2 separate regions of the Homo sapiens genome follow, and region 2 is linked to region 1. A link is an interaction called in ENCODE POLR2A ChIA-PET data of the cell type or tissue named here. Cell type or tissue: CD4-positive, alpha-beta T cell. All regions are shown on one strand. Each heading gives the region's core, and the rest is flanking DNA. Links, peaks and the distances in the headings are about the cores only. Region 1 overlaps MAN1C1 (mannosidase alpha class 1C member 1). Region 2 has its middle 7.9 kb from the start of MAN1C1.

Region 1 (8,336 bases), core at 151-8,150:
CATATATTATACATACAGTGTGCATATATATGATATATATGTAAAGCAAATGAGTGAAAAACAGAGAGAGAAAGCAAACAGGGTAAAATTAATGTTAACGTTTGCGGAATCTGGGTGAAGGTAAACGTAAGATCCTTGCTAGATTTTTGTAACTTTTCCGTAAGTCTGAAATGCCTTTTTTTTTTTTTTTAACTCATTTAGGAAATTTTACTGGAGGCTGTTATTTTCACCCAAATTTATACATTACACAATTCTATTTTCCTTCACTTTTTATAAATTACAACAGAATGTGGCCATTGTCAGTCTCCCTGAAGTTCTTCTTAGCCCCCAGTTCCTCAATGGCCTGGATGGGTCTTCATGTCCGTCTCACCAAGCCTGTTCCCCACGCTGGTCAGAGAAGGAAGAAGTCTGGTGAACAAATTAGGAACTAGCTATTTTGGTTTCTCCTTTTATAATTATATTAGCATGCTCAAAGGAGGTGCCTGTTTTCTTCCTACTCCAAAAAAATTAAAAGGCTCCTTTGGTGGTTCTGAGAATTTTCTACAAGTCTCAGCTCAATTCAGGCTTCAGCCCTCATGCCCGCTTCTCCCACTTCTGGGTCACTCCCTTCTCTTGAACTCAGCTCTGTGCCCCTTCCTTCTCTCTTCTGCATAAATCCTTTCAGGTAATTTTAAAAACAAGGTTCACCTCTCTCTCTCTTGTCTCATCTCTCTCTCTCGTCTTGTTTCTCTCTCTCTCTCTCGTCTCCTCTCTCTCTCTTCTTGTCTCTGTCTCTCTACCTTTTAATGTATCAAAGGCACACAAGCTCGCTGAAGAAAAGCAGAAAAAGAGAAGGAAAACAACTGCCCATTATTTAACAACCACCATTCCCATTTTGGCGTCTTTCTCTGCAGGTACCTTTGTTTTTCCCTCTCATATTGTACCTTTGTTTCTTCCCATAATTATGACATATTCCAATTTTATTACAAAGGCTTTGTAAACATCACTTTTAATAGCTATATAATAGCTTAGAAAGTGGGTTCATCATCATTTACTTCACCTCCTTCCCATATAATTAGACATTTTGGTGATTTCTAGTTTGGGGCTATTGTAAATAATGCCATAGTGAACATCTCTGTGCACATAACATTTTGAATAATTTCCTTAGACCAGAGTTTCTAAGAAGTTGCTAAGAAAAAACTTTTAAAGTTATTAATATGTAACGCCCTTTTAAGAGATTACAGCCAGACAGCATGTTTTGCCCACCACTGTGCAAAACTTGGTGAACAGGAAACTGTTTAACGATTTTGAGACAATACGGTAAAGTAGTTCACTTGGGGAGATAAAACTAACAAAATGAACAATCATCACTTATATTTGTGCAGCTCTTTGCATATTTTATCTCATTTGATTTGGCCAGTTCAGTGGGCTGGACAAGACAGATATTTGTTCCATTTGGAAATAATTATGCAAGGGCTAAAGTAGGAGATGTAAAGTAGTAAATAGGTATTAAAAATTGTGTTTACAAATGTTTCATGATAGGCAAAAATGCTCAGTATATATTATTAGGTGGAAAGGCAGAACACAAAATTACATAGTATGAAATTCACTGGCCTATGTATGAGTGTTTACAAAAAAGACTGAAAGAAAATATACCAAATTCTTAACAGCGGTTATGTCTGATAGAAGTTTAGTGATTTCTATCTTTTTCTTCTTATTGACCTATATTTTCTGAATTTTCTACAGTGAATATCTAGAAAGGTTTTGTGATGTGAAAAATACAGGTTGTTAAAATGAAAAACAAAAAGAAGACATCGTATGGTGCTACCCTTAAGTCAAAAGCAAGTGCCTGGGTGGTCAGCCATGGGGTAGGTCGGACCAAGTTAGGTTTTGATTAAAAAAAAAAAAAAAAAAAAAAAAAAAGGAGGTCTTTACAGCAGGGAGTCAGAGAGAAGGTCACCCAGCAAGAGAAACAACATCAAACAGAAGCACAGATCCAGAACTCCAGAGTCAAAGAGAATTTTAAGACCAGAAACATCATCTATTCTCAAAGCCACATTTTATAAGAATATAGACTCAGAAAGGGAAGGGACTTGCCTCGGCCAGGACACAGACACTAATAGCACAGAGATAACCATGTCTCTAAGAAACATGGGCCAGGGCAGTGCAGTAGCTGACTGGGGAAAGGGCCAGAGCTACAGCAAGAGATACTCAGGACAGGTGCAAGAACATGACAGTCGGAACCAATCAACATGAGAACTATGCACCAAAAGAAACTGTACCCCTGTCCCCACTAGGTTCTAGAAACGCGCAACAGGCAGTCATTGTGTGTGTGTACGTGTGTGTGTGTGTGTGTGTCCCTGCTAGAGATAGAGGGTGGCTCTAGATGGTCTCTGGAAGCCCCTCCCTTCCTGTAGCCTGTGATTTATAGATTCAAAGAGCACCTAACAATAGACCACAAAGCCTTCCCTTCACTCAAGTCTTGCAAAGGTGGAAAACAAAGCTCCAATGATAGAGAGATACAGGCAGAGCCATCGGAGCTGAATCCCAAGAAATCTCTTCAGTTCTTCCTCAAACAAAAGATGTTCTTGTCTACCTGAACAAATCAAAATGACACGGAATTTTTTAGTGCAAAATATTTACTAGTGTGAGGCAGAACATTATTATTTGGTTTAAGATTTTCTTTCTACCTGTCTCAGAGCTCAAGAGTTCTCTCCTGCAGAAAAGAGACTAGAATCGATCACCCAGGCACAGATGCCCACTCAGCTGAGGACCCCAGAACAATGAGATCAAGAGAGAAAGGATGCATTAGAGGAGGGGAGGACACGTGGGTGCCAGCAGACCACTCCCAGAGTGGAAAACTCCAAAGTTTGTGTTGGACAGTTCTCTGGGGGTACAACTTGGAAGGAAGGGGGTGAGCATTGAATATTGAGACATTCTCCCCCACTTTAAAAAATCACACACATACACACAAGGCTGGCTCTGGCAGTGACCCAGAACCACAGTTGCTACATTCAAAGCTGCCAAGGAAGGAAATGGATTTTCCCAGTCATTAAAGACAAGTGCTCACACCATGACGTGCAGCCTTACTGGCGTCTCCCAGCAGTGACACCTGGCCCCATTTGCAGGGGCCAAGTGGGAAGGGATTTGGTCTCTAACGATCCTGGGATCTAATGACTATGTAGACAGAGAGCTTAGAACATTGGGTTGATTTTTTTCTCCTCTTCCACTTTCAGCACAGTCCAAGGGAAGAGCTGACAGCTTGGCACCTAAAAACTATCCACGTTGGATTTTCTGATCCAGTTCCATTTATTGGGGCAACACAACATGACCTGGTTGGTGACCCCAGTGAGGCTCCTGCAAATACACAGCCCAGGTCTATCGCTCAGAAGCTGGGCACGGGTGGGGTTTGGTTGCCCGGGGAGGTGAAGCGGGGGAGTAGAAGGGGAGATGCTGCCTCCAACCCTCTCAGTTTCGGGTTTACTCAAGCTATTGAAAGGCCAATGTGGGAAATGAGCATATGATACAACTCCCACCCACCTGAGGTCCAGACAGCTCACCCACATCCTGCCCATGGGGTTTCAGGTTTGAGCAGTCTCAGGAATCGCATCCTGTCTGCAGCTGTTTCTAAGGCATCAGGGTCGAGAGTGTGGGCCATACAGGCAGAGAAACTCTCGCTGCTCAAAGTGCTCCAGGGACCAGGAGTAGGGCCACCCAGGGGGCACGTCAGAAACAGAGTACCTCAGTTCCACTCTCCCACCTGCTGAATCTGTAGCAGCAGTTTAACAAGAGCCCCAGGTGATTCAAACGCACATTGAAGCTTGAGAGGCTGCTCTAGGGCTCTGCCACCTTACTGGCTGTGTGGCCTTGAGTGAGTGACTTAACCCCTGTAAGTCTCAGTTTCCTCATCTGTAAAAGGACAGAAATACTTAATCCTTAGAATAACCCTAAGAGTAAATAACAGATGTAAAGTGTTGAGCACAATGGCTCGTATATAATATGTGCTCAATAAAAAGCAGCCATGGCATGGATGTGGTGAAAAGTGAACACTTTTACACTGCTGGTGGGAATATAAGTTAGTACAACCACTATGGAAAACAGTATGGAGATTCCTTAAAGAACTAAAAGTAGAACTATCATTTGATCCAGCAATCCCACACTGGGTAACCACCTCCCCCCCCCCCCGCAAAATAAGTCATTATATGAAAAAGACACTTGCATACACATTTATAGCAGCACAATTTGCAATTGCAAAGATACGAAACCAACCCAAGTGCCCATCGACCAATGAGTGGATAAAGAAAATGTGGCATATATACACCATGGAATACTACTCAGCCATAGAAAGGAATGAAATAATGTCCTTTGCAGCAACTTAGAAGGAGCTGAAGGCTCTTATTCTAAGTGAAGTAACTCAGGATTGGAAAACTAAATATTGTATATTCTCACTTATAAGTGGAAGCTAAGCTATGAGGACACAAAGGCATAAGAATGATATAATGGACTTTGGGGACTCAGAGTTGGGGGAAAGACTGCAGGGGTTGAGGGATAAAAGTCTACATATTGGGTACAGTATAAACTGCTCAGGTGACAGGTGCACGAAAATCTCAGAAATCACCACTAAAGAACTTATCTATGTAACCAAAAACTACCTGTACCCCAAAAACTACTGAAATAAAATGAATCAATCAATCAATAAAAAGCAGCCACAGGATACTGCTATCCTATTAACGTATCCACTAAAAGAGAAGTATCTCTCCATCCACTTCTCTTTGTACCACCACCATGAGCACCACCCTAATCCAAACCACTCCCATCTCTCCATGGAACTCCTGCGACTGCCTCCTGACTGGCCTAGATGGGTCCTCCCTGGCTTCCTACACTGCTCTCCACATTGCAGCCAGGGTGGTTATTTGAAGTGCAAATTTATTCATATCGCTCTGCTTCATCCCAAACACACACTTAAATAAACTCCTTCTTGAGGCCCATCAGGCCCAGGAAGTCACCCACTCACGCCTTCAGTCAGCTTATCCTCCCCATCTCTGCCACAGCCACACTAGCTTTCTCTCTCTTTTCCTCAAGGAACCATGCCTCCCCCTGCCACAGGGCCTTTGCACACAATAGTCCCGCTCCTTGGACAACTCCTCCCTCCTCTTTTTGCCTGGTGAATTCCACTCATCTTTCAGTGCCCAGGCTTGGTTGCCACTTCCAAGAGAGGTCTTCCCTTCAGGTTGAATCACCCTATTATGGAGGATTATTAAAGTCAAAATTTTACATTAGTTGTGTGATTAATTAGTATCTATTTCCCTGCATGATTATGCAGGCTCCACGAGGCTCTGTTGGCTCCATTGCTCATTACTGCTCCCTAGCACCTAGGAGAGTACCCAGCACATAGAGACTTTCCATAAAAATATGTTGATTAAATGACTAAGGATGGTGACAACACGAGGCAACCTCTAGGGCTGCTCATGTCAAAGGATTAAGGAGGATGCCTGGGACAGAAGCACTCACTGCCCAGTGGCCTTGACTCAACAAGGATTTATCAAAGGCCCAATAAAGGGACAGCTCCAATTGTGAGGCCACAACAGCAAGAGCAGGTGAGACCCTTCCCAGCGAGGCTTTGGTCTTGGTGCAGCGTGCAGACAGACAAGAGCAGCTGCACAGAGAAGGCCACCAAACCTGGGAGCCACTGCATTGGGACAGGTCCCCAACCGCTCTGTTCTATCACAGATTGGGTGTTAGGTGGGGGCAGGAAGACAGCGTGTGGGGGACAAAGATGAGTGACAGTGGGAAAGATCTTAGGTCACCCACAAGTGAAATTCCAATGCGAAATGGTTCAACAAAACCTGCCCATGTGCAAGTGTCTCTACCATTTCCAAAATGCTTTGCCTTTTTCATTTGAGCCTTACCGTCACCTGTGAGTTAGGCAGGGTAGGGGTAATCACCCCCATTTTACAGCAAAAGAAACCGCACTTCCACATACAGACATTTATGGGACATATTGTGTCATGCACACTGCTAAGTGCTTTTGTATGCATGTGCACATGCCGTTTTCACCACATCTCTGTGACGTGCTCCTGGGGAGGAGGTAAGGCATAGCAGTTCAGAGCCTGGCTTTGGATCCTGGCTTTACCCAGCTGTGTGTCTTTGGACAAGATACTTAACCTCTCTGTGCCTCAATCTGTTCATCTGTGTAAAAATAATGATACTGTTATATTTACCTAGTGTTTTCCATGAGTCATCAGTGCTTTACATATAAACTCATTTAATCTTCACACTAATTTTATAGGACTGGTATAACATTACTCTCATTTTCAGGTAAGGAAACTGAGGTACTTGCCCAAGTATCATAGCAAGTAAGCAACAGAGCCAGGATATGAATGCAGGTGGTCTGTGCTCACAGCCACAATACTCCACTGCCTCACAGAATGGAGCAGAAACCGTGCCTGCCTTCTCTGGGTGCTGCAAGGATCAGTTACAATGCCAAGGCCCTCGGCACAGCACCTGGGCACAGCATACTCCACTAAGTGTTCGCAGGTGCTCCGCCTGCCCCGGGCTTCCCATTCATCGTCTTCCCTGCATCGGGAGACAGCGCTGTCATCCTGCTGCTGGCTCATATCAGAAACCAAGTCCTCTCAAGTCTCCTTTCCTCCCCACCCAAATCTATTCAACAGGATTTCTGGCGATGACATCTCTGACTCACCTCCTTTCCCCCTCCCCGTTCACCTCTGGCTGTCATCTGACTGTCTGTAATGGTCTCCAGCTGCCCTCTCTCCCCGCATGTCACCCCCATCCTTTCTCCAAACAGCTACCAGGGCCACCCTTTGAAAAGGCAAACCATTAAATGCCATTCCTCTGTGTAAGAGCCTCCAACCGCCAGCCCCATGGCACTGAGCCTCAAAACACCTACCTGCCTCTTGGACTTTCCCCACCACGCTTCAGCCACAGGGCCTTTGCCCATCACCTCAAACACACACAGCCCCCCTTGCCTAGGGCAGGAAGATCAATGGCCCCCAAATGTTCTAATCCTCAGAGCCTGTGAATGTTGGGTTACAAGGTAAGATGGAATTAAGGTTTCAGATGGAATTACAGTTGCTAATCAGCTGACTTGGGGAGAGGGAGATTAGCCTGATTATCGGGGTGGGCCCAGTACAATCAGAAGGGTCCTTATAAGTAGGACAGAGAGGCAGGAGAATCAGTGTCCAAGTGATGAGATGTGAAAAAGACTCCACCACTGCTGGCTTTGAAGATGGAGGAAGGTGGCCATGAGCCAAGGAATGCAGAGATGCAGGTGGCCTCTCGAAGGGATTCTCCCTGTGATGGTTCATGGTAGATGTCAACTTGACTGCACTAAGGGATGCCCAGATAGCTGGGAAAGTATTCTTTTCAGGATACTGGAAAGGGTATGTCTGCAAGGGTGTTTCTGGAAGAGACTAACATTTGAGTTGGTGGGTTGAGTTAGGAAGGCCCGCCCTCGCCCAATGTAGGTAAGCACCATCCCATCAGCTGAAGGCCTGCATAGAAAAGGTAGAGGAAAGGGCAAATTATCTCTCTCTCTCTCTCTTCTGGAGCTAGGGCACCTTCCTCTCCTGCCCTTGGAATCAGAACAACAAGTTCTCTGGCCTTTGGACTCTGGGACTTGTACCAACTGCCCCTCCACCCCCAGGTTCTGAGGCTTTCAGCCTTGAGCTGAGAGTTAGGCTGCTGGCTTCCCTGGTTCCCAGGCCGTTGGGCTTGGACTGAGCCATGCTACTGGCTTCTCTGCTTCTCCAGTTTACAGATGGCCTGTTGTGGAACTTCCCAGCCTCCATAATCATGTGAGCCAATTCCCCTAATAAGTCCCACCTCTACCATCTCCTACTGGTTCTTTTTCTCTGGAGAATCCTAATTAATGCACTCCCCTAGAACCTCCAGAAAGGAATGCAGCATGGCCTGGCCAACACCTGCATTTTAGCCCAGTGAGACCTGTTTCAGACCCCTGACCTACTAAACTGTAAGAGAACGAATTTGTGTTCTAAGTCACTGAGTTTTTGTGATTTGTTACTAGAGCAAGATAAAACTAATACACTACCTCACGGCCTTCGTACATGCCAATGAATAACCAAATGAACAAACCAACCCACCAAATCTCCAGTGCATTTTCCATTCCACCACAGCACATTCCTACATGAGGCGTTCTGATGTTCTGGGGCACAGGCAACAGCATTCTGAATTCACTATCCTCCTACGGCCCCCTATTGTCCATCAGTGACAATACCTAACACCTCTACGGGATAATCATTTATTTCATGTCTGTCTCCTTTGCCCTTGAATGCTGGAACCTATTCCCCTCTGTATCCCCAACCCCTAGCACAGAG
Region 2 (8,336 bases), core at 107-8,106, 67 kb after region 1:
CCTTTTAAAAACAAGTTAAAGACTAAACTGGCCAGGCACAGTGGCTCATGCCTGTAATCTCAGCACTTTGGGAGGCCAAGGTGGACGGATCACCTGAGGTCAGAAGTTCGAGACCAGCCTGGCCCACATGGTGAAACCCTGTCTCTACTAAAAATACAGAAATTAGCTCGGCGTGGTGGCATGTGCCTGTAATCCCAGCTACTCAGGAGGCTAAGGCACGAGAATCACTTGAACCTGGGAGGTAGAGGCTACAGGGAGCCAAGATCACGCCACTGCTCTCTAGCCTTGGTGATACAGTGAGGCTGTGTCTAAAAAAAAAAAAAAAAAAAAAAGACTAACTTATTTGATCCTTACAACACCCCATGTGAGGGGTACCATTAAGCACAGAGATGTTAAGGAACTTACCCAAAGTCACACAGCTAGGAAGTGGCAGAAGAGAGATTTGAGCCCAGACAATCAGGATCCAGAGCCCTCTATGCCTGTCAGAGTCTACTGTCTCCGTCTTGTAATGCTGTGAGAGCAGGTTCTATACGTAGTGAGAGCAAGGAAAGAGCACTGGCCTCAGGCAAGATCATCACAGGCTCATTGGGAGGATTATATAAGTTCATTCAGTCATTCAACAAGCAGGTACAAGGTGCCTGATGTATATACCCAACCCAAGGCAATACACTAAGCTTTAGGGATACAGTGGTGAGGAAAAACAGACACATTTCTCCTATCATGAAGCCTACAGTCTCATGGGGAAGATGAGTTTAAACAAATAACTTCCAAAGGAGTATGAGCTAAGATCAGAGAGAGGAAGGAGAGTGAAACATTGCCCTAAGAGCAGGCAACAGTGGACCTGGACCCAGGCTTCACTGGGTGGGCCAGGGGAGGCTCCCCCTGAGGATGAGTGCAGTTACCTAGCAGAAGGAGAGTGAGAATGCCCAGGCTGAGGGGGCAGCACAGGCAAAGTGCCTGGGTTGGAGGGAACATGGTGCTTTTGAGAATAGAAATCAGTAGGTCTGGAGTAGAGAAAGTGATGGAGAAAGACAAGAAGTGACACCGGATGAATTAGGGTAGGAGTGGGAAAGTGTAGGGGGAGGTGGGTGGGTAGGTTCAGATGAACACTTTTAAAGGTTACTCTAGCTACAGTGTGGAAGACAAAATGGAAGACAGGGGTGAATGAAGGGGGTACCTTTCAGAGGATATTGCAATAGTCTGTGCTAGACTATTTGGGGAGTGGGAGATGGATAGCACCACAGGATTCAAACCATATTTAGAAGCCAAAATTGACAGGATCAGGTGATGGCTTGAACTTGGGCAGTGATGGAGAGGGAGGTATCTCCAGGGTCTCTTATTGCCTGGTGGGGGTATTTGCTGAGATGGGAGCAGTGAACCAGGCTGTAAGGGATTCCCCTTCAGCTCCTTCACTGAGGAGGCAGCTGGGCAGTTGGTGCAGAATCTGAATCTCAAATGGTCATTAGTCTCATTTAGAATCGAAGACTAGAGATAAAGCCAAGCTTGAGCCAACGGATAATCATCAGGCAGCTTCCTTAATAGCCACCAGACAAATTTGGCACTGGGCAGAAGAGACACTGATGACTGTGGGAGGGGCTCCACCCCCGAGAGCACACCAAGTTAGTCTTGAGAGACAAAAGGCCCTCCAGCCATCCTGGGCTCACCCCAGCAGGCTGTGGGACCCAGTCAATACCTCACTGTGCAGTGGTGGTCAATTTCAGGGTCATAGAGCCAGGAACACCTGGCATGAGGCTTTTAAAATGACAGCGTAAAGGTTTTATTTTAACTCTTCTTACCCGAGACCCCGGTCCTGCAGCAGAAGCAGCAGTCAGCTGGGGCTTTGCCATGGGTCCTAGCACTGGGTGCTTAGTGGTTAGAGCAGGGGAGCAGGGGTTGTCCACTGGGGGCAGTTTTGCCCTTAGGGAATATTTGGTGATTTCTGGAGATAATTTAGATTGTTGTAACTGGGGGCAGAGTGCTACTGGCATCTAGTGGGTGGAGGTCAGAGATGCTACTGCACATACTGCAATGCACAGCACAGTCCCCTACAACAAAGAATTATCGGGCCCCAAATATCAATGGTGCAAAGGGTAAGAAACCCTGGCTCAGAGCCAAGGCTGAGGTCAGACAGGTTCGGGTCTGAAATCCTGGTTTTACCACACATTTGGCTGGTTGATCTTGGGCAACTTGTCTGACCTCTCTGAGCCTCAATTTCTCCATCTGTCAAAAGGGATTAATAGTGATACTCACCTCAGAAAGATGATGTGAGGATTAGATAAGATCACTGACTGTAAAGAGCTTGAGGCAAATGTTTACTCTTCCTTCGAGTGAGCAGATCTACTCCCAAAGCCAAGTCCTTAGTATGCTGGAGAAGGGAACACAGAGTGGTAAGAATGAGGACCCTGTAGCCACAGTGCCAGATCTAAGCCTGGACTCAGTCACCTACTAGCAGTGACACCTTGGGAAATTGCCCACTTTTTGAAGCCTGAGTTTCCTCATCTGTGAAATGAAGATGATCATAGTACCCACGAAGTAGGGTGGATATGAGGACTTAGGAGCTAATTTTTGTAAATAGCATAGTGTCTGGCACACAGCAGCACTCAATAAATATGAACTAATGTTACAAAAGACAAAAAGAATCAGCACTGCCTCATTTCCTAGTGGCAGGCAAGATAGCAACCCAAACTGCTATATTGTAACTCAACGCTTCCAGAGATGCTAGAATCTCAAATACTCTGTCCATGGCCCTATGAGAACTTTCACTTGTCAGACTGTACACACCGCTTTTCATTTCAGAAGACATGTTCCCTGTTTGGATGATAATAGTGGCTGTTTAGGAAGCCCTGTTGTGCTGAGCACTGCTCAGAGAAGCCCCTCCTCTCCGGGAGTTTCGAGATCATTCAGCCCAATGGTGGAATGTTGCAATTTAAGGATCAGAGCCTGTAAGTAACTTGCAGCTGGAGGCAGAGCAGACGCTGGCTAGCAGTACTTGAGAATCCCAGCTGATGCCGCTTCCACAAGCACAGGAAGGCATCAAGGTTCTTCTTGTTTCCATGGTCCCGGGTTATGTTTACCTCACTGACATTGTGAGGCTAAAATGAAATAATCCATTTTAATGTTTAAGCAGTGTGCCTGGCATATAGTAGGAACTAAATGTTAGCTATTATTATTTACAGTCCTGGCACTTTTTAAAGGGCATGTAAAATAAATATCTTTGATTATCATAAAAATACATTTCTAAAAGCTTACATCAAGCACCATAAAGCCAGAAATAAAACAGTCTCTTTAAAATGCAACCCTGACATAATTTCGTCACCTGGTTACCTTTGCTAATATCAAGGAGTTTTTGTTTGTGTGTGTCTGTTTTTTAAATGTCCATGAGTTGAGGCTCCAGGTTCTATGCAGGGTGTCAAAATATCTGCCCTTCTAGGGTTAGGATGGTAAGAAGGGCTGAAGGCATCAGGCAGGTGTTGCTGGGTGAACACCACCTGGACCATACAATCATGGGAAGTCCCCTTAAAACTTATCCCCTATGCCATTCAAGTTTTTTTCTAGAAGCAGGTCAATAAGCCAGAGTGGCAGAAGGGCATTGTGGTTGTAGCTTTGATTCTCATAAATCCACATTCGAATCCAAGTCTTGCCTCTTCAGGGACACGTAACCTTGGGCAAGTCTCCTCCTCTGAGCATTAGTTTCCTTAGCAGTGATGATAGTACTCAGTATGTTAAATGTTAGTGTTATTAAACGAAGTAAAGAATAGCAAGCTTAAGATTTGAGGTTGATATAGGAAAGAGAAGAAATATTGGGGTTTGAAGAAGAAGTCTCATGGGTTATCTTACTTGTTCCCAAGTCCCACTTCTGCCACTTGATTGGGTGACCTGGGGAGGTCACTCATCTGTCTTAGATCAGTTTCTTCATCTGCAAAGAGGCCCATAATACCTTAAATGAGATGACCCCCGGGCAAGCACTTTGTTAGTAATAAAGCCAAAAAGTCATATTCATTATAGCTGTGATCCCTTTTCAGAAAGAACTGTCAACATTCCACAAATATTTATTGTACCTCACACATGATATAAAAAAAAATTAAACATAACCTAATATTTAAAGTTTTAAATTAAAAATTCTAAACATACTATATTTCTTATTTTATTCCGTTCTACGTTTTAAAAATTATTCTATTCTATGTATTTTAAAGAAATAAAAAAGCTGCACGGAGCTAGTCATTTTGCCCTGTTCGCCAAATAGTTCCAGATCGCTGCCTTTGGGGCACTTGGTGAGATTGCCCCGCCCCCTTGTGGTTGAGTGGAGCCGTGTGACTAGCTGTGGCCAATAAGCTGTGAGCAGAAATGACAACTGTCACTTCGAGTCCCAAGCATTTAATTGAGGGTGCCATATCCTCTAGAGCTGCGACTGTCCCACTAGCAGGGCGACTGACAGTGATGAGATGGCAGCTGCACCCTCCGCCAGGGCCCCGGTGACCAGCAGAGCCTTCTGAGGATCCGCACTGGCTGCACCGGCATGGGGCTTAAATGAGAGATTAATGTGTGTGGTGTAGACTTCTGAGTTTTGGAGCCACTGAATTTTTAACTTTTCAAAAGTTTTTTTTTAAGGTAAAACTAATTTTAATAATATATTTTATTTAATCCCATACATCCAAAAGATTATCATTTCCATTTTTTTTTTTTTTTTTTTTTTTTTTTTTTTGGAGTCAGAGTCTCACTCTCACCCAGGCTGGAGTGCAGTGGTGCGATCTTGGCTCACTGCAGCCTCCGCCTCCCGGGTTCAAGCGATTCTCCTGCCTCAGCCTCCTGAGTAGCTGGGACTACAGGTGCACGCTGCCACGCCCGGCTAATTTTTTGTATTTTAGTAGAGATGGGGTTTCACCATATTGCCCAAGCTGGTCTCAAACTCCTGAGCTCAGACAATCCACCCGCCTCGGCCTCCCAAAGTGCTGGGATTACAGGCGTGTGCCACTGTGTCCAGCCAAATCTTTTTTTTTTTTTTTTTTTGGTAAATCCTTCGTGAGGCCAGGCGCAGTGGCTTATGCCTGTAATCCCAGCACTTTGGGAGGCCCAGGCAGGTAGATCACTTGAGGTCAGGAGCTCGAGACCAGCCTGGCCAACATGGAGAAACCCCATCTCTACTAAAAATACAAAAATTAGCCAGGCCTGGTAGCACAAACCTGTAGTCCCAGCTATGCGGGTGGCTGAGGCAGGAGAATCTCTTGAACCCAGGAGGCGGAAGTTGCAGTGAGCTGAGATCATGCCACTGCACTCCAGCCTGGGCAACAGAGCGAGACTCCATCTCAAAAAAAAAAAAATCCTTCATGAGAAAAGTTATATTCTTTTTTACATACCAAGTCTTACAATCTACAGTGGGTTTTACATTTATAGCCCATCGCAATTCAGGCGAGCCACATTTCCAGTGCACTGCAAGCCCCAGTGGCTTATGGCTGGTTCCTATGGACAGCTGTGCTGTCCAGCAACTTATCATCCCCTAAAACTGAAACTCTGTACTCATTAAACACTAACTCCGCATTCTTCCCATCGCCCAGCCCCTGGTAACCACTATTCTACTTTCTGTTTCTATGAATTTGACTACTTTAAGCACCTCATATAAGTGGAATCATACAGTATTTGTCTTTTTGTGACTGTCTCACTTCACTTAGCGCAGTGTCCTCACAGTTCATCCATTTGGTAGCATGTGACAGAACTTTCTTCCCATTTAAGGCTGAATAATATTCCATCGTGTGTATCTGCCACATTTTCCCTGTCCATTCATCCATCGATGCACACTTGGTTTGCTTCTATGTTTTCGTTATTGTGAATATGCTGCTATGAATATGAGTATGGGTATATAAATGTTGACTCGTTATGATATGTGTGTTGTTGTTGTTAAAATGGAATTGTACCATGCTCACTGCTTAGGCAGTCTGCTTTTTCTAATGTACCAATATGTCAGGAGCATTTCCATGAAATTAAATACTCTTCTACTTAATTGTTCTGAACAGCCAAATAGTACTTCTTATGTGGCTCTATGATTATTTATTTACCCAATCTGCTACCGTTAGACATTTAGGTCATTTCTAATTGTTAATTACATTTGACAAATAGTTTCTCCTTCTCATAATGCCTCATCTCTAACACAGCAGACAGTAGGAGGATACATTCAGATGGAAGACGGCGTGGTCACCCCAGGGCATCCACTGTCACCAGGGTTTTGCCACAGAAGACCCAATATCTTTGTAGCTGTGGAGGGCATAACCTTCTCTGGGCATTGCAAGGAGAGCTGTGCACAGCTGTGCAAAGAGTGTTGGAGTCACGGGGCCGTGAGCAGTTCTGGGTCCTGCCACATTCAAGCCCTCAGACATCCACTCTGAGCCTGTTTTCTTATTTGGAAAATGAGGATAATGATACTGGCCCCTTGGCATTTTTTTATTTTTTAAATTGACAAATACAACTTGTATACATTTATGGTGTACAGCACGATGTTTTGACATCTATGCACATTGTGGAATGGCTAAATCAAGCTAATTTATATATGCATTATCTCACCTATTTATGGAGAGAACACTTAAAGTCTCCTCTCAGCAGTTTTCAAGTATATAATACATAGCTATTAACTATAGACACCAGGTTGTACAATCGATCCTTGAACTTATTTTTCCTGTCTAAGTGAAATTTTGTATTCTTTGACCAACATCTTCCAATCCTCTCCCCTCCTCGCCCCTGATAACCACCATGCTGCTTTCTGCTTCTATGAGTTTGACTTTTTTAGATTTCAGTTTTCAGTGAAATCACACAGTATTTGTCTTTCTGTGTCTGGCTTATTTCACTTAACAATGTCCTCCAGGCTCATTTTCTTTATCCGTTCATTTGTTGATGGACACTTAGGTTGATTCTGCATCCTTGGCTATTTGAATAATACTGCAACAAAATGGGAGTACAGATATCTCTTGGACTGACTTGATTTCATTTCCTTTGGATACATACCTAGTAGTGAGATTGTGGGATCATATAGTAGTTCTATTTTTAGTTTTTTGAGGAACTTCCATACTGTTTTCCCTAATGGCTATTTTTTTTTAAGTCAGAGTCTCACTCTTGCCCAGGCTGGAGTGCAGAGGTGCAATCTCAGCTCACTACAACCTTTGCCTCCCAGGTTCAAGCGATTCCCCTGCCTCAGCCTCCTGAGTAGCTGGGACTACAGGCATGCACTACCATGCCTGCCTAATTTGTGTATTTTTAGTAGAGACGGGGGTTTCACCATATTGGCCAGGCTGGTCTCAAACTCCTGACCAGCCCATAATGGCTATTCTAATTTACACTCCCACCAACAGTGTATAGGTTTCCTTTTTTCCACATCCTTGCCAACACTTGGTATCTTCTGTCTTTTTTATAACAGCCATTCTAACAGGTATTAGGTGATATCTTGTGGTTTTAATTTGCATTTCTCTGATGATCAGTGATGCATTTTTTCATATACCTGTTGTCCATTCATATGTCTTTTTTTGAGAAATGTCTATTCAAGTCCTTTGCCCATTTTTTAATTGAGTCATTTGTTTCCTTGCTATTAAGTTGAGTCACTTATATATTTTGGATGTTAACCCCTTATCAGATGCATAGTTTGCGAATAATTTCTCCAATTCCATTGGTTCTGTCTTTACTGTGTTGATTGTTTCTTTTACTGTGCAAAAGCTATCTAGTTTGATGTAGTCCCATTTGTCTATTTTTGCTTTTGTTGCCTATGCTTTTGGGATCATATCCAAAAAACCATCACCCAGACTGTCACGGAGCTTTCCCCCTATGTTTTCTTCTAGTAGTTTTCTTCTAGTGTTGAAGTCTTTCATCAATTTTGAGTTGATTTTGATGTAAGAGAAGGGTCCAATTTCATTCTTCCACATGTGGATATCCAGTTTCCCCAACACCATTTCTTGGAGAGGCTATCTTTTCCCCATTGTGCATTCTTGGCCCCTTGATGTTGTTGTGGAGGTTAAGTTAGACTGACTGTGAATTCTGTTAAGGAAGTTAGGCTGAGCACACAGACAGAGCTCTGCCTTCTCCCGATGCTCCACTAAACTCGAAGGCAAAAAGGATTATTTATTTATTTATTTATTTATTATTTATTTATTATTATTTTTTAATTGATCATTCTTGGGTGTTTCTCGCAGAGGGGGTTTTGGCAGGGTCACAGGACAATAGTGGAGGGAAGGTCAGCAGATAAACAAGTGAACAAAGGTCTCTGGTTTTCCTAGGCAGAGGACCCTGCGGCCTTGTGTCCCTGGGTACTTGAGATTAGGGAGTGGTGATGACTCTTAAGGAGCATGCTGCCTTCAAGCACC

The links. Peaks named below come from ENCODE experiments on the same cell type or tissue, not always from the same donor. Only the 100,000 strongest peaks of a DNase experiment are listed, where the experiment ranks them.
Region 2: POLR2A ChIA-PET joins it to region 1 with 15 read pairs; 7 of 35 experiments call an interaction of 5 or more read pairs at or near these places.

Annotation. Positions count from the first base shown.
Region 1 is chr1:25,671,413-25,679,748 of GRCh38, reverse strand. All of the region lies in intron 1 of MAN1C1 (mannosidase alpha class 1C member 1), which reads right to left. Among named protein-coding and RNA genes, the nearest start is that of MAN1C1, 59 kb to the right of the region's middle. RefSeq lists an enhancer at 3,306-3,355 and a silencer at 3,436-3,505. In CD4-positive, alpha-beta T cell, for the core only: no CTCF peak of the experiment used is centred there; DNase peaks (open chromatin) are centred at 2,328, 3,028 and 3,548; H3K4me3 peaks cover 1,714 bases; H3K27ac peaks cover 1,088 bases.
Region 2 is chr1:25,604,734-25,613,069 of GRCh38, reverse strand. No RefSeq gene overlaps it. Among named protein-coding and RNA genes, the nearest start is that of MAN1C1, 7.9 kb to the left of the region's middle. In CD4-positive, alpha-beta T cell, for the core only: CTCF peaks have their summits at 1,779, 1,985 (motif pointing left), 4,100 and 4,302 (motif pointing left); DNase peaks (open chromatin) are centred at 1,999 and 4,299; H3K4me3 peaks cover 308 bases.